Regions from separate parts of the Mus musculus genome. Here regions 2 and 3 are each linked to region 1. Evidence: chromatin loops called from intact Hi-C (ENCODE). Cell type or tissue: gastrocnemius. All regions are shown on one strand.

Evidence for each region. Peaks named below come from ENCODE experiments on the same cell type or tissue, not always from the same donor. Only the 100,000 strongest peaks of a DNase experiment are listed, where the experiment ranks them.
Region 2: a loop joins it to region 1, with 3 times the contacts of the local background. A loop is called at or near these places in 3 of 42 quality-filtered maps.
Region 3: it touches region 1 in a loop (2.7-fold over the local background); 4 of 42 quality-filtered maps call a loop at or near these places.

Annotation. Positions count from the first base shown.
Region 1 is chr7:25,329,498-25,337,497 of GRCm38, forward strand. It overlaps Megf8 (multiple EGF-like-domains 8), which reads left to right. Exons shown (of 41, transcript NM_001160400.1): 6 at 364-779; 7 at 1,189-1,334; 8 at 1,517-1,639; 9 at 4,261-4,415; 10 at 4,632-4,751; 11 at 5,069-5,213; 12 at 5,295-5,458. Among named protein-coding and RNA genes, the nearest start is that of Megf8, 16 kb to the left of the region's middle. In gastrocnemius, a CTCF peak has its summit at 4,275 (motif pointing left); DNase peaks (open chromatin) are centred at 648 and 4,265.
Region 2 is chr7:25,072,644-25,080,643 of GRCm38, forward strand. It overlaps Zfp574 (zinc finger protein 574), which reads left to right and starts at 4,164. Exons shown (of 2, transcript NM_175477.5): 1 at 4,164-4,839; 2 at 6,892-8,000. The coding sequence starts at 6,912. It also overlaps a transcript of Grik5 not described here. In gastrocnemius, no CTCF peak of the experiment used is centred here; DNase peaks (open chromatin) are centred at 220, 517 and 4,465; H3K4me3 peaks cover 3,826 bases; H3K27ac peaks cover 3,563 bases.
Region 3 is chr7:25,398,186-25,406,185 of GRCm38, forward strand. It overlaps Cxcl17 (chemokine (C-X-C motif) ligand 17), which reads right to left. Exons shown (of 4, transcript NM_153576.2): 2 at 4,672-4,752; 3 at 3,964-4,065; 4 at 1,868-2,259. The coding sequence ends at 2,162. All of the region lies in intron 3 of 4732471J01Rik (RIKEN cDNA 4732471J01 gene), which reads left to right. It also overlaps a transcript of Lipe not described here. Among named protein-coding and RNA genes, the nearest start is that of 4732471J01Rik, 7.5 kb to the left of the region's middle. In gastrocnemius, a CTCF peak has its summit at 4,755 (motif pointing left); a DNase peak (open chromatin) is centred at 4,706; H3K27ac peaks cover 453 bases.

The sequences.
Region 1 (8,000 bases):
CTTGAACTCATGGCAGTCTTCCTGCCTCCCAAGTGTTGAGATTAGAATGGCACATACCACCAGACCTGGCTTTCTGTCTGTTTGTTCTTTATTTCCTCCTTTTTTTTTTTTTTTTTTGTCTGCTTGAAGCAGGGTCTCACATAGCTTAATCTGATCTCAAGTTCACTACATGGCCCAGGCTGGCCTTGAACTCCTGATCCTCCTGCCTCTGTCTCTTCTTCTCAAGTCCTGGAACTCCAGGTCCACACGTCCCCAGGCTTGTCTTCTATTCCCTCTCTGCATATCTGCTTTTCTGACTTTGTATCTCTCTGCTCTGGTCCTTTCCAGTGTGTCACTATCTTTCTCCTTGTCTCTTCCCCACAGGCTGCCCGTCATTCTCATGTGGCCGTGGCCTGGGCTGGCTTGCTGGTGCTGATGGGTGGTGAGCTGGCCAATGGCTTGCTAACCAATGATGTGTGGGCCTTTAGCCCCCTGGGTGGAGGCCACTGGGAGCTCCTGGCACCACCTGCTTCCAGTTCTTCTGGGCCCCCGGGGCTGGCAGGCCATGCAGCTGCTCTGGTGGATGACATCTGGCTTTATGTGTCCGGTGGCCGCACTCAGCATGACCTCTTTTCTTCTGGCCTCTTCCGGTTCCGCCTGGACCACACCAGCAGGGGCTATTGGGAGCAGGTGATCCCGGCAGGTGGGCGGCCCCCTGCTGCCACTGGGCACTCTATGGTGTTCCATGCCCCATCTCGTACTCTGCTGGTCCATGGTGGACACCGGCCTTCCACTGCCCGGTGAGTAACACGTCCTGTACTCCTGTTCCTTGGCCACAGCAGCCCTAGAAGTCTTTGCTCATTGACAGACTCCTGGTTTCAGGTGGTTACCTCTGCCATGGACCATTTGTTTATCTAAGTCTTCACTTTGTCTAATATTTATCTATTCCCTCACCCGAGGAGCCTAGCGCTCTCTGATCCCTTACTGGGGCTCTGACTAGTCACTTCCCCCACACTTCCACCGTCCTCCAGCTCTTGCCAGATTATGCAAGATGCCAGACCCTGCTCAGACCTGGTTCCTGCCCACAGTGAATGTCTAGTCAGGATGGGATATAGACATGGTCATGGCCGGTCTCAATCCTGGGTGAAGCTAGGGGAGAGAAGGAAGGCCCTCCTCGCCCTGGGCCCCTGGCCTGTCTCTTCCCTGTAGGTTTTCTGTGCGGGTGAATTCCACTGAGCTCTTCCACGTGGAACGGCGTGTGTGGACCACGCTGAAGGGCCGGGATGGGCTCCAGGGTCCACGGGAGAGAGCCTTCCACACTGCCAGTGTTCTAGGAAACTACATGGTGGTCTATGGTGAGGTGATTTCCCTAGATCCTGTCTGAATTCCAGGGGCCTGAGCCCACCCTGAGCTGAAACTGAGCCTGGACAACCCTACCTCCCCCAAGGCTTGCCTGAGCCCACCCAGAGATGAGACTCAGCCTGGGTCTCCTCCCTCTCCTGAGGCTTGCCAGCGGTGCCCTTTCCTCTTTTCCCAGGGGGCAATGTGCATACGCATTACCAGGAGGAAAAGTGTTACGAAGATGGCATCTTCTTCTACCACCTTGGCTGCCACCAGTGGGTGTCAGGGGCTGAGCTTGCCCCGCCAGGAACCCCTGAGGGTGAGTCTCCTCTGTTTTCCTGAGGGCTTTTGAAGATCTCTGAGTTTTAGCAGGAGATGCCTCAGTCATTACCTTGGTGGGCCAGGCATCCTGTTGGAATGACCTCTGGAGACAAGCCTCGGTGAGGACAAGGTGGGGGACCAGCAAGCAGATGTAGGGCACTGAACATGGGTTTTACTTTTTATTTTTAAATGCACATGTGTGTGAATGTGTGTGTGCGTGTGTGCATGTGTGCAGCGTGCACATGTGGGAGCCAGAGGACAACCTCAGGTATTAGCCTCAGGAATACTGTCCACCCTCTCTGAGTCAGGGCCTCTCACCAGCTAGGCTAGTCTGGCTGGCCAGTGAACCCAACGCTTCCCCTGGCCCCACGTCTCCAGTGCTGGGATTGCCTGGCATTCCTCTGACAGTGCTAGGTATGGAACTCCAGCCCTAATGCTGTGAGGTAAGCACTTTATCAACAGAGCCACCTTTGCAGCCCCAGAACCTTGGTTCTGTTGGAAGCTTGCCAGTTTGCAGCTGCCCTAAGAAGCAGTGACTTCATGGCATAGTGACAAGAGGTAGAACCAAGGGCTGGAGAGATGGCTCTGTGGTTAAGAGCACGGGCTGCTCTTCCAGAGGTCCTGAGTTCAATTCCCAGCAACCACCTGGTGGCTCACAACCATCTGAAATGGAGAGTCTCCTCCTTTGGCCTCTGCATGCGTACACGTGGCTGTATACAGCATATACCATACACCACACACATACAATAGTAAAGTAAATGAGAAAAGACTGCAATTTTTTTGACAGGCATGGTATACACACTATGTTCCCAAGACTATAAGCAGAAGCAGGATATAGAGTCTGCATCTAGACAGGACTATATGCAATGACTCTGTCTCAAAGCCCAACAAAAGGGCAGGAGCATGGCTTAGTGGTCAAGCCCTTGCTTATAATCTACCAGAGAGGGGCTGGGGGCGTGGCTCACTGGTGGCACTTGCCTGGCATGTGTAAGGCCTTGGACTAGATCTTTAGCATTGCAAAAATACATGCGTACATACACATGTACAAATTTCCAATTTCTTGGGCTAAGACCCATGTGCTTACAAAGTATAGGGGTCAGTAGGAAGTCAGAGAAGCCATGATTCACTTTTTATAACCAGAAAGGGGGGTTTCTTGGTTTGCTTTTAGTGAAAGTACCAGGCTGGGTTGGATCTAAGTACTTGGTATGGACAGCCTTGGCTACTTCTTTCCCCAGTTCCCATCTGGGCCCCTCCTACTTGTTTGTCACTTTCTGTTTGTCTTATTTTGTGTGTGCCTGTGCATGTAGGCCCAAGCCAGAGTGTGTGTGCCTGTGCACATGGGCCCAAGCCAGAGTGTGTGTGTCTGTGCACATGGGTACAAGCCAGAGTATGTGTGTCTGTGCACATGGGTACAAGCCAGAGTATGTGTGTCTGTGCACATGGGTACAAGCCAGAGTATGTGTGTCTGTGCACATGGGTACAAGCCAGAGTGTGTGTGTGCCTGTGCTCATGGGCCAAAGCCAGTGTGTGTGCTGTCTGTGCACATGGGTACAAGCCAGAGTATGTGTGCCTGTGCACATGGGTACAAGCCAGAGTATGTGTGTCTGTGCACATGGGTACAAGCCAGAGTGTGTGTGTGCCTGTGCACATGGGCCCAAGCCAGAGTGTGTGTGTGTGCCTGTGCACATGGGTACAAGCCAGAGTGTGTGTGTGCCTGTGCACATGGGCCCAAGCCAGAGTGTGTGTGTGCCTGTGCACAGGGGCCCAAGCCAGAGTGTGTGTGCCTGTGCACATGGACCCAAGCCAGAGAGTGTGTGTCTGTGCACATGGGCCCAAGCCAGAGTGTGTGTGCCTGTGCACATGGACCCAAGCCAGAGAGTGTGTGCCTGTGCACATGGGCCCAAGCCAGAGTGTGTGTGTGCCTGTGCACATGGACCCAAGCCAGAGAGTGTGTGTCTGTGCACATGGACCCAAGCCAGAGAGTGTGTGTCTGTGCACATGGGTACAAGCCAGAGAGTGTGGAGAGCCCAACAACCTGCAGGAGTCAGTTCTCTCCTTCTACCATGTGGATTCCAGGGATTGACCTTGGGCTGTCAGACTTGGTGGCAGGTGCTTTTGTATGACGGACCAGCTCGCTGGCCTATTGCTTACCTTTTATAGATGTCACCAACTACTGTTGAATCGTATCTACTCACTTCACATTCTCAGAGGGCCTGAATTTGAGACCAGCCTGTGGTTATAGATTGAGGTCCTCTCTCTCGCTCCTTTCCCCTCTCCTTAGCCCCCTTCCTCCCTCCCCTCCCACCTCTCTCTGGGATGGTTCAGTTTAAAGCAAAGAAACCAAGACTTGGCAAAGTTGAGTCTCCTGCCCAAAACCATACAGCAGCTCATAACTGATATATGATTTGAATCTGTGTCTGTCACAAAGATCATTTTGAGCAGGGGCACTGGGCCTCTGAGAGAATTGAGAAAATAACGCAAGCGCAGAGCCAGGCAGGCCAGTAGGATTTCCTTGGCTAGGTAGGAGCTAAAGCAGCAATAAGCCGGCTAGACTGGGGCAAGGGCAGGAGCCAGGAGGGCAGGAGCTGGGGAATGTCTGATGCTGTGACTGTCTTCTAGGTCGAGCGGCGCCTCCTAGTGGCCGTTACTCACATGTGGCAGCTGTTCTTGGTGGCAGTGTCCTGCTGGTGGCTGGGGGATATAGTGGCCGGCCTCGTGGGGACTTGATGGCCTACAAGGTGCCCCCCTTCGTGTTTCAGGCACCTGCCCTAGATGTGAGCATTGGGGTGATGGGGAGGGAGTGACTGTGGGTGGAGGCAGCAGTCTCTGCAAATGAGGGGTGCTTGGAGAGAAGTGGGCAGAGTACGAGGTTCTCCAGGCCTGAGGGAGGAGTGGGGTGGGGTTAACTGGAGCAGTCATGGGGAGCCAGCCTTGGCAGATACTCCAGGTCTTGAGAGCAGTGTCCTCTCCTGTGTTCCGTGTCTCTGCAGTACCACCTGGACTATTGTTCCATGTACACAGACCACAGTGTCTGCTCCCGAGACCCGGAATGCAGCTGGTGTCAGGGCGCTTGCCAAGCTGCGCCCCCTCCTGGGACTCCCTCAGGAGCTGTGAGTGGCTACCCCAGGCCATTCATCCATCCACTAGCACAGAGACCTGCCTTTAACTCCCCCTGCCTAAGTGGTCAGCTACCCAAGATCCTCATTCCTGCCTCCTGACTGTCCCCAACCCAGAGCCTGTACCTCTCCTAGCACCCGAGTTTAGGACCCTGTCCCTGCATCCCCGAACCCTTGTTCTTGAGTTCCTGTAGACCAACCCTGCTGTTTCCTGATGGCCACTAGGCTGCCTCTCCCCAGACCGTGTAGCCACAGCTCTTGTTGGATCTCCTGAGGCTCAGAGGACAGTGTATATTGTCTCTTCCTTACAGTGTCCAGCGGCCAGCTGCCTGGGCCTAGGCCGCCTGCTAAGTGACTGCCAAGCATGCCTGGCCTTCAGCAGCCCCACAGCTCCTCCCCGGGGACCTGGCGCCCTAGGTTGGTGTGTGCACAATGAGAGCTGCCTTCCTCGGCCTGGTGAGTGTCGAGCAGCCATGGGGGAGGGGCTCAGAATACCTCATACTGACCCTCCAGTCTCCCATACCCCTGTCCTCTCAGAGCAGGCCCGCTGCCGAGGGGAGCAGATCTCAGGCACCGTGGGCTGGTGGGGGCCAGCACCCGTCTTCGTCACTTCCCTGGAGGCTTGTGTCACCCAGAGCTTCCTCCCTGGCCTGCACCTGCTCACCTTCCAGCAGCCACCCAACGCCTCTCAGCCTGACAAGGTGGGGGCCAGATGGACCTGGGGATGGAGTGGACACTTAGAGACCTAGGGTTGCTTCTTTTCAAATGAGTCTTTCTTGGGGACAGTACTGGGATGGAACCCGGGGCTTTTGTGCATGTTTGTTCTCCCTGCCCCGAAGCCGAGCCGCACCCTAGCCCTCACTGGGAGTCTTCAGGCACGCTCAACTGCTGAGTTTTCTAACAGGGTTCTTTTACTTACTTTGAGACAGAGGTCTCCTAAGGTTGCCCATGCTTGTCTAGAACCCAGTCTATTCGAAACAGACCTCACAGTTATCTTTCTCCCTGGCCTCCCCGTGTAGGCAAAATGGTAATCCCATGCCATGAGGCCCTACAAAAGAATTTTTTTAAAATCTTGGTGAAATAACACATAAAATCAAAAGGTTGTAGAACAAGCTGGGCATAGTGGCACACACCTTTAATCACAACCCTTGGCAGTCAGAGGCAGGTGGATCTCTGTGAGTTTGAGGCCAGCCTGGTCTACACAGTGGGTTCCAAGACACCCAGAGCTATATAGACAAACCTTTTCTCAAAACAAAACAAAGTAGGACAATATTTTTGCCATTTCTAAATCAAGTCTAGATTTATTTACCAATTGCCCCCATCTTCCTCTTCCCTGAACTTGGCCACGGATTTTGCAGCTGTGGGCATTTGATGGCGTCAGGACATCTGCCTACGATGTCCAGCTTCTTTGACTTAGTACAGTGTCTTCAGGGCTTCTTCGTGCTGTGCATTTGGAAATAGACTTCAAGCTGGATGTGGTAGAACACCTCTGTGATCCCAGCGCTCGGGACGCTAGGGCAGGAGAGGAGACTCTTGAAATCCAAGTTACCCTGTACCAGAGTGAGACTCCGTCTCAGAAACAAAACAAAAAGTCCAAAGAGCTTCATTGCACCACGGTGGAGAAGGCATGGCGGCTGGAGTGTAAGGCAGCCAGGAAGCAGAGAGGTGAATCCTGGTGCTCAGCTTGCTTTCCTGGCTTTATGCTGGTACCACTCACATTTCCACCTCGGCTCACTCAGTCGAGTGATTCCCTCACATACCTGCTCATACGTATCTTGTCAGGTGGACAGTCAAGTTCATGGGCACAGTAAACTTGGCAACCCTCCTGCCTCCTCCTCCCCCTGGCCCCTTCAGTACTGGTATTGACGGCATGTGTACCATGCCTAGTCTACTCTTTCTCCATATATCCAAGCATGCTTCTGGGTGACAGAATGTAGGAAGCGCTTTTGCTGGTATTGTTTTTGAGACTGGTGCTGATAGCCTAGGCTCAAGTGATCCTCTCTTGTCTGCCTCCTGGGTAACTGATACTGTGCCCCTCTTGTCTCTCTGAAACAAATTTTCTCAGAGTCGAGGCAGGCCTCGAACTTGCTATGCAGCCGAGACTGGCCCTAAATTCCTGATGTGCCTCTTTTCTTTTCTTTTCTTTTCTTTTCTTTTCTTTTCTTTTCTTTTCTTTCCTTTCCTTTCCTTTCCTTTCCTTTCCTTTCCTTTCCTTTCCTTTCCTTTCCTTTCCTTTCCTTTCCTTTTCCTTCCTTCCTTCCTTCCTTCCTTCCTTCCTTTCTTTCTTTCTTTCTTTCTTTCTTTCTTTCTTTCTTTCTTTCTTTCTTTCTTTCTTTCTTTCTTTCTTTTTCGAGACAGGGTTTCTCTGTGTAGCCCTGGCTGTCCTGGAACTCACTCTGTAGACCAGGCTGGCCTCGAACTCAGAAATCCACCTGCCTCTGCCTCCCAAGTGCTGGGATTAAAGGCGTGTGCCACCACGCCCGGCTGACGTGTCTTTTTCTATCTCCTGAGTTACAAGCCTCTGCGCCTGTACCATCCTGCCCTTCTTATTTTGAACAGTTATATAACACTTCATTTACGCTTAAATGTTATACTGCTGCGCATTTATTTAGATACTTATTTTTGGAGATAAGGTTTGGCAGTGTAGCCCAGGCTGGCCTCAACCCTTGCATAAACTTCCCAAGTGTTAGGTTCTTATTTTGAAACAGGGTCTCCCAAGGGTCAGCAAATCTCGGTCCCGTAAGTTACACAAATAGTGTCCAGTGAGGAATCCTCAGGCTGGTCTGTTTGTTACTCCAGAGTCACACTCTGGCAAGCAAGTCAGTCTTGTGCTGTGTGGTCATTGGGAATCATGGTCCTAGCTTTGGAAGGGCATGCTGGGAAAGAAGGGAGCTGCGGACAAAGATGCCAAAGGCTCCAGTCTTCAAGCTTGAAAGACATTAAGACGTTGTTGGTTGCTTTTTTTTTTTTTTTTTGTAGTCCTACCTGTCCTGGAACTCCTCTTATAGATAGACCAGGCTGGCCTCGAACTCACAGCTAACTGCCTCCTTCTCACATGCCAGTGTTAAGGGAGTGTGCTACCATACCTGGCTAGTTTTGAAGCATTTACATGTATTATTACTGTGTGTGTACGTGTAGGTCAGAGGACAGCACTGTGGAACTGACTGACTTCTTCTGGTTGTGGAGGCTCTGGGTCTGCACTCAGGTCTCCAGGCCCACGTGGCAAGCTCCTTTGCCCCTGAG
Region 2 (8,000 bases), 260 kb before region 1:
CATGCTTGAGGGCCAGGAGAGGCCGGTCAATGAAGGGGCTAGCGAGGACAGAGCAACTGGCAGCCCTGGTGAGACCAAGAAGGGAGGCAGACGAGGTGGCGAGATGAGGTGGGAGGAGAGGATGGAGAGAAGCAGGTGGAACGGGAAGGCGGAGGAGGGTGGGGTGTCCCGGGGCCCGCCGGCTCTCGGTGGGAGGGCCTGGCCGCACACTCTGGTCCCCTGTGAGCGGCAGCCGCTGGCGGCTCCGTGTCCCCAGCCGGGCCTGCCTCCTTGCTGCCGGCCGCTACTACCGCTGCCGCCACTGCTCCTTCTCCCCTCCTAGGCCGCCGCCTGCCCGCCCGCCCGCGCTGAGTCCTGGAGCGCGGGGGGGTGGGGTGGTGGTGGTGGTGGTGGTGGTGGTGATGGTGGTGGTGGTGGTGGTGGAGGGGAGAGATGAAGGGAGGGAGGCAGGGAGGAGGGCGGGCAGGAGGGAGGGAGGCAGGCAGGCAGGGAGCAAGGAGGGAGGGAAGCAGAGGAGGGGGAGATCGTATTGGTCGGGCTGGGGGGCCCTGCGAGGAGAATGCTGATGAGAAGAGCGAGCTGCATTGGATGAAGGGCCAACCCCCGGGGCCACCCCCTCCAACCACACCATGCCACCGCCCTGCCCAGGCAGCCCAGGATTCTGGAGCCCATGGAGCTGAGAGGCATTGGTGGGGAGAACTGAGGGAAGGGCCTAGAGATGGGGAGAGAGGACTACAGAGATGGAGAAAAATGCAGGGAAAGAGACAGCCAGCCATCAAGACCCAAGAGAGGTGGGCCAAGGCCCACAAACTCCACAAGGCCAAGGAAAGCCAGCCATGGAAAAGCAAGCCACCTGAGGACAAGAGAACAGCATATAGGACACAGAGGTGTTTGAAGGTGGCAGAGGCCAGAGACAGAAAGACTCCTCAGAATAGGGAGCCATACACAGAAGGAGCAACCAGGAAGCATACACGGGGCCCAGTAAGCTAGGAGAGGTCTCCTGATGGAGACAGCCCCATGGGTACAGGAGACCCACAGAGACAGTCACGTGGCTCATAGACATGAGAGGACCACTGAGGCAGGCATGGCAAGCTGGGAGACATAGAACTGGGAAGCCTCTGGAAACGGGCTCAAGATGTTGAGGGGAGGAAGGGATTCTCCATTGTGCACAGAGAACTCCTGGGGACCCGTGGAGATGAGTGGGAAGCCAGAAGAGGCCCTCATCTTTTAGTCACCTGAGCAGTGAGGCAGTGGGAGGGGGTGACAAGATGGCAGAGCTGAGAGAAGCACCCTTTCTTAAGGAATACTGCCGTCTCCCTGAGAAAGCCCAGAAGGGCAGGGGGATGGAACAGAAAATCCACACAGATCTTCAAGTGGGGGTGGGTGGTGCAGGGCTGGGTGTGTGTGTTGGGGGGTGAAATTTGGGGGGAAGGAACATGACAGTTGGCGCTGAAGGCTGAGCCCGTGACTCACCACCACCCCCATGCTCGTGATGGGGAGGAGACACTGACACTCTCACGTGCAGCCCCCAGCACATGTGACCACATGCCTCGCACACACAGTTGGCACGTGGCAACTCAGAGTATTGCAGGTCTGGCTTGGTGAGCTCTGACTTCGTGGGACATGCCCAACAACATGTGACATAATATATCTGACCCTGTAGGACCACCAAACTTGTCCATGCCTCTTTATCCTTCTAGGGTTAACATCCACAGTCTCCTTAACACCCACATTCCGTTCTAGCCAAGCCTGAGGCCAGTACTTCATGCCTGCCTCTCCGTATCTTTGCTGATCCAGGGATGGTATTATCCACCCTCTCTAAACATAATCTGTCCCAAAAGGTCCAGTCCAGTGCTACCACAGCACAGTGTCTGACCCGAACAGGTTTCCTCTGCAGAGAAAGGACGTAGGCAGCCCAAATTAAGTTGGGATGCCCGAGCGGTTTTAGAGAGAGGAGCCTGAGAAGCTAAGCTGGGACCTCAAGAGGGAAAAGGGGGCCTCAGCAGGAACAAAACACTACCTGCAGGCCCAGAGCCTGCCAAGAGCTCAGTCTGGTCTGCACTTGGGCTCCTACACAGGCGATTTCACCCCAAGGGCAAATCCAAACTACACTAGCAAACAGCTAGGCCCAAACCTTAGGGCTCACTACCTCCTACCTTAATCTTTTACTTTAAAAATCTGCTGTCTTCCCCTTCCCCCTTTCCCTTCCCCCATCCTTTGCTTTGCTCTTCCTGAAGTCAACCATTCACCCTTTGATCCCAAACAATCCACCCACCGGGGAACTGAGTATAGACCTAGGGAACCATCTCTTGGGGTGGAATGATGGCTTTCTTCTCTCCCCGTGGGAACCTGGACACATGACTTCTCCCGGCCTGTTTCTTAGCACCTCATGGTAACTGTCTCTGAGAGGACTGGTAGAATTAAATAATGAATGAAAAGCACTGGGCAGAATTTCCATTGTCACCTAACACACTTGGATGTCAGTTACCACTAGGCACCTCAAGATACTAATCAGATACTAAAAGTAAGTCCTCGAGCCATGTGTAGTGATGCATGCCATTAATCCCAGCAGGCAGACAGAAGCAGGGGGATCTCTTGAGACCAGCCTGGACTACATACGAGTTTCAGGGTTACATAGAGATGCTGTCTCAACAATTATTTTCTTTTTTGGGGGGGGGGTGTCAGACAGGGTTTCTCTGTGTAGCCCTGGCTGTCCTGGAACTCACTCTGTAGACCAGGCTGGCCTTTAACTCAGAAATCCACCTGCTTCTGCCAAGTGCTGGAAAGGTGTGTGCCACCACTGCCCAACAAAAATTAATTTCTATATAGCAGTATTTACTTAGTGTCTCGAAAACCCGGGACAAAGACTAGCATCCCTTTTCAGAGATAAAAACAAAAACAAAAGCCGGGTATGGTGGCGCACACCTTTAATCCCAGCACTCGGGAGGCAGAGGCAGGTGGATTTCTGAGTTCAAGGCCAGCCTGTTTTACAAAGTGAATTCCAGGACAGCCAGAGCTATACAGAGAAACCCTGTCTCGAAGAACTAAAAAAAACCAAAACAACAACAACAACAACAAAAAAAACTAAACCTGAGACAGAGTGGAGTTGTTTTGCCCAAAGTCACAGCTAAGAAGTACCAGGGCCAGGATAAGCAGCCTAGTTAGAACATGTAGGTATACTTGCTAGGGAGTCCAGTAAGAAGACATCCAGCTAGACATCCAAAGGAGGGCACACACATGGTGACAACTGGAGACTCAGACCTACCTGTGGTTCTGTGTTCAAACCCCTCCTAGTTTTTCTGAGCTTCAGTTGGGGAAACGGGGGACAGTTTGACCAACCAGATGCACCTCTGATAACTCCCTTAACCTTGGCTTCAAGAGGGAGCTTCCTGAAAACTGTGGTGTACTTGTGTGGAGTCCAAATATGGATACTGGATCTCTTCAGTCACTCGCTACCATATTACATTCAGGTGTGTGTGTGTATGTTCATGTATGCACACTCTGGTATATGCAGAAGTCAGAGAACAACTTACAAGAGTCAGTTCTCTCCTTTCACCCTGTGGATCCCAGAATCAAAACTCCAGATCAGGCTTAGCATGTGGCTTTACGCGCTGAACCATCTCCCTGGCTGGCCTGGAACTTCATGTTTTCCCAGGAAATTCTTCCCATGCCTAGGGGTCCTTAACTGTAACTGTGTGGAAGGGCAGTCACCTGGAAAGATACCTTTAATGCTCAAAACAGGAGAGGCCGAGTCAGGCGGATCTCTGTGAGGCCAGCCTGTTCACAAAGCCAGACCATGCCTCAAACAAAAACAAGAACAACTGACTCGATCCACTACAAATCCCATAAACTTCCTTCTTCAGGTCTTCCACCCCACACCCTCAGCTTCTTCCAAGGGACCTTACTAACGGGGCTTTTCCTTTCTCCTTCCATTTCTCACTTCCTGTCACGTACCTCTTCCTCTAAACTCCCTCTCCTGACATCTTGTTTCCATTCTACTCTTCCTCGATTTCCCCGTTCATCCTCTTAATAGGAAAAAAAAGTCTTAAGCCTTGTTTTGTTCCTTTTGCCCTGTGTGACTGCTGCTGCTTGGTTTCCTCTCCCATTCACGCCGAGTGGTGTCTCTTTTTTTTTTTTTTTTTTTTTTTGCCACTGGCCCTCAGGGATCCTTGACTGTAACCCGCCGGCCTCCAGGGCTTTGCGTGTCTCTACAGCCTACACTGCCCGAATCCCCTACGCCTAGCTTGTCAGGCGCCCCCAAGATGGCGCCTCCAGCTTCGTCCCGCCTCCCGACGTCATCGCGCCCTCTCCGCTCAGCGCTCCCCTTTCGAGCTATCAAAGGCGGAATCCGAGAAGAGGTGGAAGAGGAAGAACCTCCAGGGAGGATTAAAGAGGCGGGTAGTATCCACCTGGAGGCCGACCAGCGAGGGAACATTGCTAAAGGATTGGCTGGGCGCTGCGCGATCCCACCCCTCCGCTCTATTGGTCGAGGCTTCAGGAAACCTGAGCATCGATTGGTCTAATGACAGGGGCAGACAGCCGATGATTGGGCGAATTGTGCAGTTCTTCGCAGCGGCCCAGGCGGAAGGTGGGAGGAGCGTTGTTGAGGGCGGCCTGGGGTGAGAGCGAGGCTGCGGAGCAGGCGAGACGACGGGCGCTAGAGAGGACGCGGCGCTAGAGTGGCGGTGCAAAGGGACCTGAAGCCCGTAGCCCGGCCTGGGGCCGGCGAGACGGCCGAGGCGGGTGAGTCCCCGCCGGAGCGCAGAGGTCCGGCCCCACCCGGCGGCTTGCCTGCGTCATTCGGCCTGCACGATGAAGGCCTGAAGGATCGCGTCCCGGGTGCGGAGAGCGGAGCGGCCGTTGGGCGCGCGGGCCGGGCGGGGGCTGTGCCGGGACGGCGGGTGGGATGGGGGACTGGAGTTGAGTGCGGGGCTGAGTGAGGAGGGGCAGGGCTCGGGCTGCAGGCCGGGGGCCGACCTTGGCGGGAAGGGGAGGTCCCAGAGCTGCCTCGCCGGAGGGCTCTCTGGTTGCATGGGGTATCGGGGCCACGGGTGGGTGCGCTGGGATGGGGATCAGAATCGAAAGGGGACGGTTAGAGGACTCATGGATGCCGGGGTGGGGAGCTGGCCCGAGAAAGGAGGTAATTAACGCAGGGAGGAAAATCGATTTCTGCCTGGAAAGAGCTGAGGCAGAGAAGAGGTTTTTGAGGTATCTTTAGAGCGAAGGGAGGGATCAGGTGTGGAAAACGGAGTAATGCTGACAAGGAAGACCGATAAACGCATGAAAGTGGGGCTTGGAAAGTATTGACAGAGGTCTTTATTTATTCTTACGGGTTTCAATAGGTTGAGCTAGAGGGGAGGGATTGTTTTGTTTTAGATACAGGTAAGTAGGCCAAAGGGAATATTCGAGCAATCTTGGGTGTAGTTGGAGAGACAGAGATGTGTGCTACAGAGAGCAGTCTAGGAATTTTGGGGATGTACCATATTGATAACTCTGGGGGATTTGGGTATCCCCATAGTTGTTTGCTGGTGAGAAGGTTTAAGTATGAAGAGGACCTCTTTTTGCAGGGTTTGAGTACAGATGGAGTTTCTAAGTGACAGACATTGGAAACCCTGAGTGAGATAGGTGAAAGGTTAAGCAATTGTGAAGGATGGGCCAGCTATTCCTGGCCAAGATTACAAAAAAGGAGAAATTCAGTCAGTATGAAATAGGGATCTGAAAATCCCTGGAGTGCGTTAGGATGAATTTGGGTCTTTTCTCAGAGGGGAAAAAAAAGGTTTAGGTTATACTCAGTAGCGGGGTTCTCAGCTGAGTTCATTAAGGTTGGCCTGGACCCTTATGCAAAAAAGGGTAGTGTTGGTTGGGGAGGAGGCACATAGGCATTCCTCGATGAGTTAGAGTTAAGTCAGTGTGAATAGCTGACAGTGTGCTGGGGCAGTAGCACAGCACACTTGGTCTTGGTGGAGAGAAAGGGTGATTGAAAACTCTAGGGGTGTGTCAGAAAGGTGAGACGCATCTGGCTGTGACGGATTAGACTTTGGTGGAGATGGACCTTCCGGGTAAAGGGTAATCCTGTGGTGGGCCTTTTTCCCTTTTGGTTTCTCCATGTAGCCCAGCCTGTCCCAGAACTAACTATGTAGATCAGCCTGGCTGTGAATTCCTAGCAATCTGCCTGACTCTGCCTTAGAGGGCTGGAATTAAAAGCATGAACTGCCCAGCTGAGAAGATCTTGATATGATTAGTTTAAACTTGTTTTAAAGAGTCTGAGTATCAGGAAGTGGTTAAGGTGGGAAAGTATGGAGATGGGTTCAGCCAGTGAGAGAAAATTTGGTAGCCGGGTAACTTGATGTGAGGAACCTGGGCATTGGTGGTTAGCAGAGGTTGGGTGGCAAGACCACCAGTGCCACCAGTTGGCTTGGACACCAGCTTGAGTGGTCTGAGTGTGAAAAGAAGTTTGTGAGCCTGCCAGAAGGCAGAGTCTATGTAGGAGTGCAGCTTGGAGGGACAGGCCATGAGAGTGTTTGAGGATTCTGCAAGTAGCTTGGCAAAGGAATACTGTCCCATGCAGTGGTAAGGAGTCAAAGGACAGTCTGCATTGGAAGGAGACAGGTTCCTGTTTGATGGACAGGGCTTTGGGAACCAGTTTGGAGGTATGGGAAATAGAGAGGATTGAGGTCATAGGAGCTGGTGTTCAATGCAAGCTAAATGAGCTGGGAGCTTTGGGAGAAAGTCCCTGGGACAAGACCATTGGAGAAATTCGTGTTGGCTGTTCCTATGTTCAGGCAAGGAGGATTATTAGGGAGGGCATTGGAGCGGGAAAATGTAATGAAGAAGTTGGATGGAATAAAATACCCCGGAGGATTGACTTGTCGCTGCCTTCCCTCCTCTCAGCCCAGGGCCTTGCTGCTGCCATGACTGAGGAGAGTGAAGAGACGGTCCTGTACATTGAGCACCGCTATGTCTGCTCTGAGTGCAACCAGCTCTATGGATCCTTGGAGGAGGTGCTTGTGCACCAGAACTCCCACGTGCCCCAGCAGCACTTTGAGCTGGTGGGCGTGGCTGACCCTGGAGTCACAGTGGCCACAGAGGCTGCTTCAGGCACAGGCCTATATCAGACCCTCATCCAAGAGAGCCAGTACCAGTGTCTTGAGTGTGGGCAACTGCTCCTGTCCCCCAGCCAGCTCCTGGAGCACCAGGAGCTACACCTGAAGATGATGGCACCGCAGGAGGCAGTGCCAGCCAAGCCACCACCCAAGGTGCCCCCCTTGGGCTCCAGCGCCATCCACTATGAGTGTGTGGACTGTAAGGCTCTGTTCGCCAGCCAAGAGATGTGGCTTAGCCATCGCCAGACGCATCTCAGAGCCACGCCCAACAAGGCTCCTGCTCCTGTCGTCTTGGGGTCCCCAGTTGTTTTGGGCCCTCCTGTGGGCCAGGCTCGAGTGGCTGTGGAACATTCATACCGAAAAGCAGAAGAGGGTGGGGAGGGGGCGGCCGTTCCGTCTGTGGCCGCCACCACCGAGATGGTGACAGAAGTGGAGCTGCTCCTCTACAAGTGCTCCGAGTGCTCCCAGCTCTTCCAGATGCCCGCTGACTTCCTGGAGCACCAGGCCACCCACTTCCCTGCTCCTGTCCCGGAGGCTGCGGAGCCTGCCACACAGCAGGAAACCCAGGTCCCCTCACCCACTGAGGCAGCAGTGTCTCAGCCCGAACCCCTGCCAGCCTCTGATCACAGTTATGAGCTGCGGAATGAGCTGCGAAATGGGGAGGCCATTGGGCGAGACCGCAGGGGACGGAAGCCAAGGAGGAACAACAGTGGAGAGTCAGGTGGGGCGGCCACCCAGGAACTATTTTGCTCTGCCTGTGACCAGCTCTTTCTCTCACCCCACCAGCTACAGCAGCACCTTCGGAGTCACCGGGAGGGTGTTTTTAAGTGTCCCCTGTGCAGTCGTGTCTTCCCTAGCCCTTCTAGTCTGGACCAGCACCTTGGTGACCATAGCAGT
Region 3 (8,000 bases), 69 kb after region 1:
GGCTTGGGGATGATTGCTGTGGTGCAGGGAAGGCGAATGGGGTGAGAAATTTCTGAAGCAGAGCGGATTGTTGGATTCCCTGTTCCTGCTGGAATTCAGCTTCTTGCTGGGCAGTGGGCTCATTTGGGAGACTTTGTTTCTGTGGGGTACCAGATTCCTGCAGCATCTTTGATCCTGGGTGGTCTGTGAGGGTTGTTTCTGGCCCAGGATCTGGCTTAATTATAGGTCTCTCCTGTGTCTCAGGTTTCCATTCTGGCCTAGATACTGAGGGAGAACTTGGGTCCATAGTTGTTATTTCCCCTGGGAAAGAAATTGGTCTCCTAGGCTTCATCCTTCTGCTCCCTACCCTTCAGGCTTCCTTCCCTCTTCACAGATCGTTCATGATGGCACATCCCTTTGGGCTCTAATCTTTTGTCCTGGCATTCCTGATCTTCCTTTATAGCTGATCTGTGAGTTTATCACTGCTGGTCCCCACTTCTTGCCAGGTGATCTCTCTGTGTCTCTTTGGGAGAGGGATTAGGACTAGGAAGAGGCTCATGTGCCCAGTACTGTCTTACAAGAAGGGAGGGGCTTGTTCTCTTGTGTCATAAATAGGGCCCCGCCCCACTCACCACTCAGTTAAAATGACCAGTGACCCTTCTCATAAGGCAAGTATCTTAGTCTTCTGTTTCATCTGGGATGATTCTAGGTGAGCTAGATGAGTGGTCCCTACCCCCAGAGATGGGAAACTCATGTAGCCCAGGCTGGCCTCAAGCTACTACTATTCTTCCTGTCTTCATTTCCCAAATTCTGTGACCACAGGTGTGTACCACTATAGTTCAGTACTTTTCCCCCTCCTGATACCAGAGGAATACTTAAGGAGTCTTTATACTTTTAATCATAGTTTCCTTTTCATTCATTCTTACAACTTGGTTGCCTTTTGAATTGTCTTAGACTGTTGCTCTGATCATTTTATAACTCCTACTAAAAAGGAAACAAAACAAAACAAAGCACATACCATCCTGTTTTTATAGGCTCAAAACCCTTTTGAATGACAGCTCAGATCCTCCATACCATCTTTCTAACCTTGAACTGTGTTTCTTTTTTTTTTTTTTTTTTTTATTTTATTTTATTTATTTATTTATTTCATGTATGTGGGAACACTGTTGCTATCTTCAGATACACCAGAAGAGGGCATCAGATCTCATTACAGATGGTTGTGAGCCACCATGTGGTTGCTGGGAATTGAACTCAGGACCTCTGGAAGAGCAGTCAGTGCTCTTAACCGCTGAGCCATCTCTCCAGCCCTTGAACTGTGTTTCTGCATTTATATCTCTTGTACTACATGAGAAACTCACAGAATGCAGTGATAATGGTGGGGATGATGATGATGGTGGTGGTGGTGGTGGTGATGATGATAATAGGAATCATAAACACTGAAGGTTGTCTAGATGCTAAGAAACCACAATTTCACCAGGCAGTGGTGGCACACGCCTTTAATCCCAGCACTTGGGAGGCAGACGCAGGCAGATTTCCGAGTTCGAGGCCAGCCTGGTCTACAGAGTGAGTTCCAGGACAGCCAGGACTACACAGAGAAACCCTGTCTTGAAAAACCAAGGGAAAAAAAAAAAGAAAGAAAGCACAATTTCTAACCCTTTGTTGTTTCTAAGCAGGCAGTGTCTGATTCAGTGCTTTACCTGCCTTTGATACCCACATAGACCGTGCACCTCCAAACGAGTGAAAGAGTAGAGAAGGGCAAGGAGGGAGAAGTACATGGGAAGGGTTTCAAATGAACAGGGCTAAGGGTGACACAGGAACTGAATGTCAGTAGTCAGACCCCATCTGATCGATATAACTGATACTCACTTTACATACACACATATACACACACGTATGCACTATGTATTTAATTATTTTCATTGCAAGTTTTCTGATTGCAATGTGAGGCCAACAGGAGGCCGAGGTGTCCTGCATTCTTGTAGGGTAAACAGAAGGCATAAGACAAGAGTGGCAAGTGCAGCCGGCACTAGGGGCACAGTCATAGATACACTGTGAGGCAGTGCCTTCAGAGAGCACTGGGGTGCTCTTGGTGAGGATGGGGGTGGGGAGAATAAGAACCGTGCTAGGGCTGGTCACCTCCTTTCCACTGAGAGAGTCTAACTAGAGGAGCAGAGTCTCAGTACTATAAGGGCAGCGCAAAGCTTGCCAGGTGACATCGTTTGAGAAATTGCTGGCAGGCTCTGGAGGGTCTTTGCGACTTCCTGTGGTGCTTTTGGTGTCCTAGGGCACAAATAAAAGGAGGAGCTATCATTAAAAACTTAAAAATACTTTATATTATTTTTATTGTGTGTGCCACTTGTGTGAGAATGCATGAGGAGGTCAGAATAGAGTTTCAGATCCCTTGGAGCTTGAATTTTAGGTATTGGGAACCATCTGACATCCTCTGATTTTATTTTATTTTATTTTATTTTGAGACAGGGTCTCTCTGTGTAGCTCTGGCTGTCCTTGAACTCATTCTGTAGACCAGGCTAGCCTCAAACTTAAGAGATCTGCTTGTCTCTGCCTCCCATTGCAGAGATTTCAGGGACTAAAGGAGTGTGCCAACACTGTCTGGCTACCTTGGTCCACTGAAAGAGCAGTAAGTGCTCTTAACTGTTGAGCTGTTTCTCCAGCTCCTTTAAAAACATTTTAAAATGTAATTTTTATGTAAACTGTAAAAATTATGAGATGCAGCTGATAGTGATAGCTCATGCCTGCAGTCTCAGCACTCAGAAGGCAGAAAATATTTTAAGTTTGGGGTCCACTTAGACTAGAAAGCGAATTCCAAGTCAGCTCAGGCTAGAATGAAAATCCATCTTAGAAAGCCAAACAAGACAGGAATGATGGCACACCTTTAATGCCAGTGGTTGGGAGACAGAGGCAAGTAGGTCTGTATGAGTTCCAGGACAGCCTGGTCTACAAAGTAAGTTCCGGGACAAACAGGGCTACATAGAAGACCCTGTCTTGAAAAATCAAACCAAAAAAAAAAAAAGAAAAGAAAAGAAAAGAATCAAAAAGCCAAACAAGGGGAGAAGAGATGGCTCATCAGGTAAAATCACTTGCCAAACCTTATAACCTGAGTTCATTCCCAGAGTCTGATATAACAGGAGGAGAGAACTGATTCCCACTTTGTTCTCTGACCTCCATACATGTGATGCTACATGTAAACATACACACACACACACACACACACACTAAATGAAATATAGTAATTTAAAATCTCTGATGGTTTATTTGTGTGTTTGTGTGCATGCGCATGTGTACATGGGGTTGCGTGCATGTGGTAGTACTGTGAAAGTCAGAGGGTAACTCGCAGGAGTCTGTTCTCTTCTTCTGTCATGTGGGTCCCAGGGATTGAACCCAGGCTGTCATATTTGGCTACAAGCACCTTTACCTTCTGAGCCACCTTTCAGGCCTCTGACTTAAGTTTTGCGTAATAACATTTTAAAACAGACTGTAGAGCTAAAGAGCTAGCTCAGTGGTTAAGAACAGGAGTTGCCCTTTTAGAAGTTCCAAATTCAAACCACATGGTGGTTCAAAGCCATCTGTAAGTCCTGAACCAGGAAATCTGATTCCTTTGGATCTCTCAAGGTCCTGTGTGTGTCGTGTACTTAAGTGAAAACAAACAATAAAACTAACTGGCAGATGAAGGAAAAACCAAAATCTTGTTCCACACTGATGCTGGTATCACCTTTAGACATTAGTGAATGTCACAGGTCACAGCTGCCCTGTCTTTTACTATAGTAAATGCTGCTGTTTGAGAATTTAGGAATTTGATTAACCCTTTTTAGTTCCAGAATAAGTCAATCCTGATGTTTTTGCTCTTTCAGTTTTCCCGACAAGCTGACATTGAGTAGAAAGAGGCTAGTTGATGCAGCCTTACCTCCACCCCTAGTGACCTCATAGGGCTGAGTGCGGTTAAGCAAGGCCATCCTTGAAACTTACTGTTTTTTTTCTCCCTGCCCTTGACGTGATCACAGGGACACTGCTTCCTTGGTGGCCCCAGCACTGCTGTGGCTTTTCTCTTTGGGGCTTGCAGGAACCAATCTGTAACAAGAGGCTGCTGCTTAGAGTTCAGGAAGATTGGTTTGTTTGAGGACAGGGACTCCGGGCAGGGCTTCTGAGCCTCTGGTGCCTCTTTCATAAAGACCGAGGAAAAGATCAACAGAGAGCAACAGAGACTTCAAGCTGTGTGAACCCCAGGATTTCTAGATTGGTTTTGTGACTTTGGGGCAGGGATTTGCTTTAGAAGGGCGCATTGGGATGTCCCTGTGGAGACCAAAGAATGAAAAGCTAAGGTCCAGGTGTCTTTAGTGCTGCATTTCTTCTGCTTCCGTCCTTTCTATAAGGAACATCAGGCTAAGACTGGGATCTAAGAAACCAGGAAAAAGTAAAACCCTTTGAGAAGGTAGTGCTGGAAATTTGGGGTGTGTGTGTGTGGGGGGGCAGCTTGTGATTGGGTTAGTGCTTGTGTAGACTTGGTAGGCATCTGCTCCTGTCTGACTCACAGAGAAAGCAGGCATTAGTGCAGCTTCTGGTGGGAAGCTGAGGTTAGCTCAGATAACATCTGTACTGCTCTCAGAGGGGCTCAAGGGAGATGAAGCTTAAGGATCATGGTGGCACCAACCCTGAGGGCAAGGCTGAATTACTGACCTTTGCATTCACATTCTTGGCCACCTTCCAAGAGCCACCTCCTAGGAGCCAGGTGTTGGTCCCCGTGGCTTCTGGCGACCCCTGTTGGAGGGAAACACATCTACAGTTACTTTCAGATGCTGTGAAGGGAAAGCTCTTTGCCCCTATCTTCCAACATTGTGCTGCCTGCAGATAACCACAATCTCTGTGTCTGAGTGTGTCTGTCTGTCCCCCCCTTCCACTGCTGGGCTCTATGGTACTCCAGAAGAGGAATATTGTAAATGGATAAAGAACTGAGACTTAAAATCTAGTCTAAAAGCTGGAGAGATGGCCCAGTGGTTAAAAGCACTTGCTGCTCTTGCAGAGAGAACCCAGACTGGATTCCCAGCAGCACCTGCATGGTGGCTTGCAGTCATCTCTAAGTCTAGATCCAGGGTATCTAGTGCTCTCTTCTTACCTCCAGAGGCACTCATATACAAAGCAAAAATAAATAAATTTTAAAGAAAAAAATCAGGCCTGGTGACAAGCTTAACTGAGAAAGTGAAGAAAATGGCTTCTGAATATAAGAGAAGACATGATGTGGTTACTGAGACTGCAATCCCTCCCATTAAAACACTGATAACGCAGGTGATTGCAAGGAGCAGATAACTGTAAACCAGACTTCCCATCTGACCTCTAAGTTGCTGTGTTTGAGTCCACAAGTCCAGCTAACTAGTAAGAGGATGGTATTTGTGTTTGTTCCTTTGGGACAGACACATTGCATCCCAAGCATATAGTGTTGATTCTACTACCTCCATCTATTTAAGACGAGGTCTTGTTATACAGCTCAGACTTACATTTAACTCCTGTCCTTAAATGAGCTACCTGAATCTGCTTCCCGGGTACCTGGGATTATTGATGCTCACCACCAAGTTTACCTGTAAATATTTTTTGTGACAACAAAAGATGGTTTCAAGGCTGATGATATATATGGCTTACCAGGGAAAGGCACCAAGGCATCCTTGGGACTCATATGATGGAGACAGAATGTTGATCCCTGATGGTTGTCCACTGACATTCACACATTCCATGTGTGATGGGTACCCACCCACCCGCCCACAAGAAACCCCAAAAATTAATTATAATTAATTAACTTATATTAGTTATAAAATTTGCCATAGGGTTCTATTGCTGCGGTAAAACCCTATGGCCAAAAGCAGCTATGGGAGGAAAGGGCTTATTTCAGCTTACACTTCTTAGGTCACACTCCATCACTTCCTGAGGTAAGTCAGGGTATTGGAACCTAGAGGCAGGAGCTGATGCAGAGATCATGGAGGAGGGATGCTCACTGACTTGCTCAGTTTGTGTTCTTATACATCTCAGGACCTAGGGGGCTGGGCCCTCCCCATCAATCATTAATCAAGAAAATACCCTACAGTCTTTCCTATAGGCCAGTCTTTTTTTTTTTTTTTTAAGATTTATTTATTTTACGTATATGAGTACACTGTAGCTGTCTTCAGACACACCCAGCATATAGAGAGCATTAGATCCCCATTACAGGTGGTTGTGAGCCACCATGTGGTTGCTGGGAATTGAACTCAGGACCTCTGGAAGAACAGTCAGTGCCCTTAACCGATGAGCCATCTCTCTGACCCCACCCCTGTCCCCCCACAGGCCAGTCTTAAGGAGACATTTTCTCAATAGATGTTCCCTCTTTTTAGATGACCCTAGTTTGTATCAAGCTGACAATAAACAAACAATCAGGACAAAATTATAAAAAAATGAAGACGTATAGATTTGAGAATCTCAAGCTAAACCTGAGCTTACATGACATCCCCTCTGATTTTAGTTGGCAATATTTTCTGTTAAAACCAGTAATGACAGACTAGGGATGTGCTTATCTGGCATGTATGATGCTCTGGATTTGATCCATAGCACCATGAAAACAATCAAATATGCCTTTATTCCTTTCTTACTGTGTTTAAACTATTCTTTGTTTGTTTTTCAAGATAGAGTTTTCTGTGTAGCCCTGGCTGACATGGAACTTGCTCTGTAGACCAAATTGGCCTCAAACTCAGAGATCACCTGCCTTTGACTCTTGAGTGCTAGGATTTATGCCACTACCACCTGTGTTCTTTTGTGTGTACATATCTTTAAGGTCTTTTTTTTTGTATGTTCAAATCTAATTTTCTTATTAGACAACATCACAAAAGCCTCATTTTGGGTCCCCATATAGCATGGATTTGCCTTGAACTCCCAATTCCCCAGCTTCCACCTCTACCTGCCTAGCTCTTTTTTTTTTTTTTTTTTTTTAATTGGATGGGAAAGTATCTTGCTATGTAGTCTACACTGCCTTTGGACTTCCAGCAATTTCTCTAACACTGACTCCCCATTGCTGGGATTACAGATGGGTACTAACTATGCTTGAATTATTCTTGTACAATTAACGACTTGAAATCTGTTGTGTACTGAACTCTATCCTCCCACCTTAATGTACTGAAGATCTAACCTCCACTACCTCAGGATGGGCGTATTTGGAGAATAGGGTTCTGAGAATAGTAATTAAGCCAAAATGAGGCTTTTGTGATGTTCTCCAATAAGAAAATTAGATTTGAGCCAGGTGTGGTGGCGCACGCCTTTAATCCCAGCACTTGGGAGGCTGAGGCAGGCGGATTTCTGAGTTCGAGGCCAGCCTGGTCTACAGAGTGAGTTCCAGGACAGCCAGGGCTACACAGAGAAACCCTGTCTCGAAAAACAAAGACAAAAAAAAAAAAAAAAAGCAACAAAAAAAGGAAATTAGATTTGAACATACAAAAAAAAAAAGGACCTTAAAGATATGTACACACAAAAGAACAGTCACGTGACTGATGATACAACAAGATGCTAAAGGAGTATGTCCTCTTAAAACCTCTGTGTTGCTGGGCAGTGGTGGTGCACACCTTTAATCCCAGCACTTGGGAGGCAGAGGCAGGCAGATTCTGAGGTTGAGGCCAGCCTGGTCTACAAAGTGAGTTCCAGGTCAGCCAGGACTACACAGAGAAACCCTGTCTCGAAAAACCAACCAACCAATCAAGCAAACAAACACCCTCTGTGTTGTGGCTGAGAAGACAGAGCAGCAGTTAAGAGCACTTACTGCTCTTGTAGAGGTCCTGAGTTCATAGCAGTTCATAACCTACTGTAACTCCGATTCCAGGGCACCTGACTCTTTTCTGACTTCTCATGTGCATATACATACATTTAGACAAAGAAATCATATACATAAAATAACAACAGATGAGTCTTTTAAAAACAAGCCTTCCTGCTGCATCCTAATCCCTAATATGACAGTGTGAGGAAGTGGGAGCTTTGTGGGGCAGTTAGGTCATGAAAGT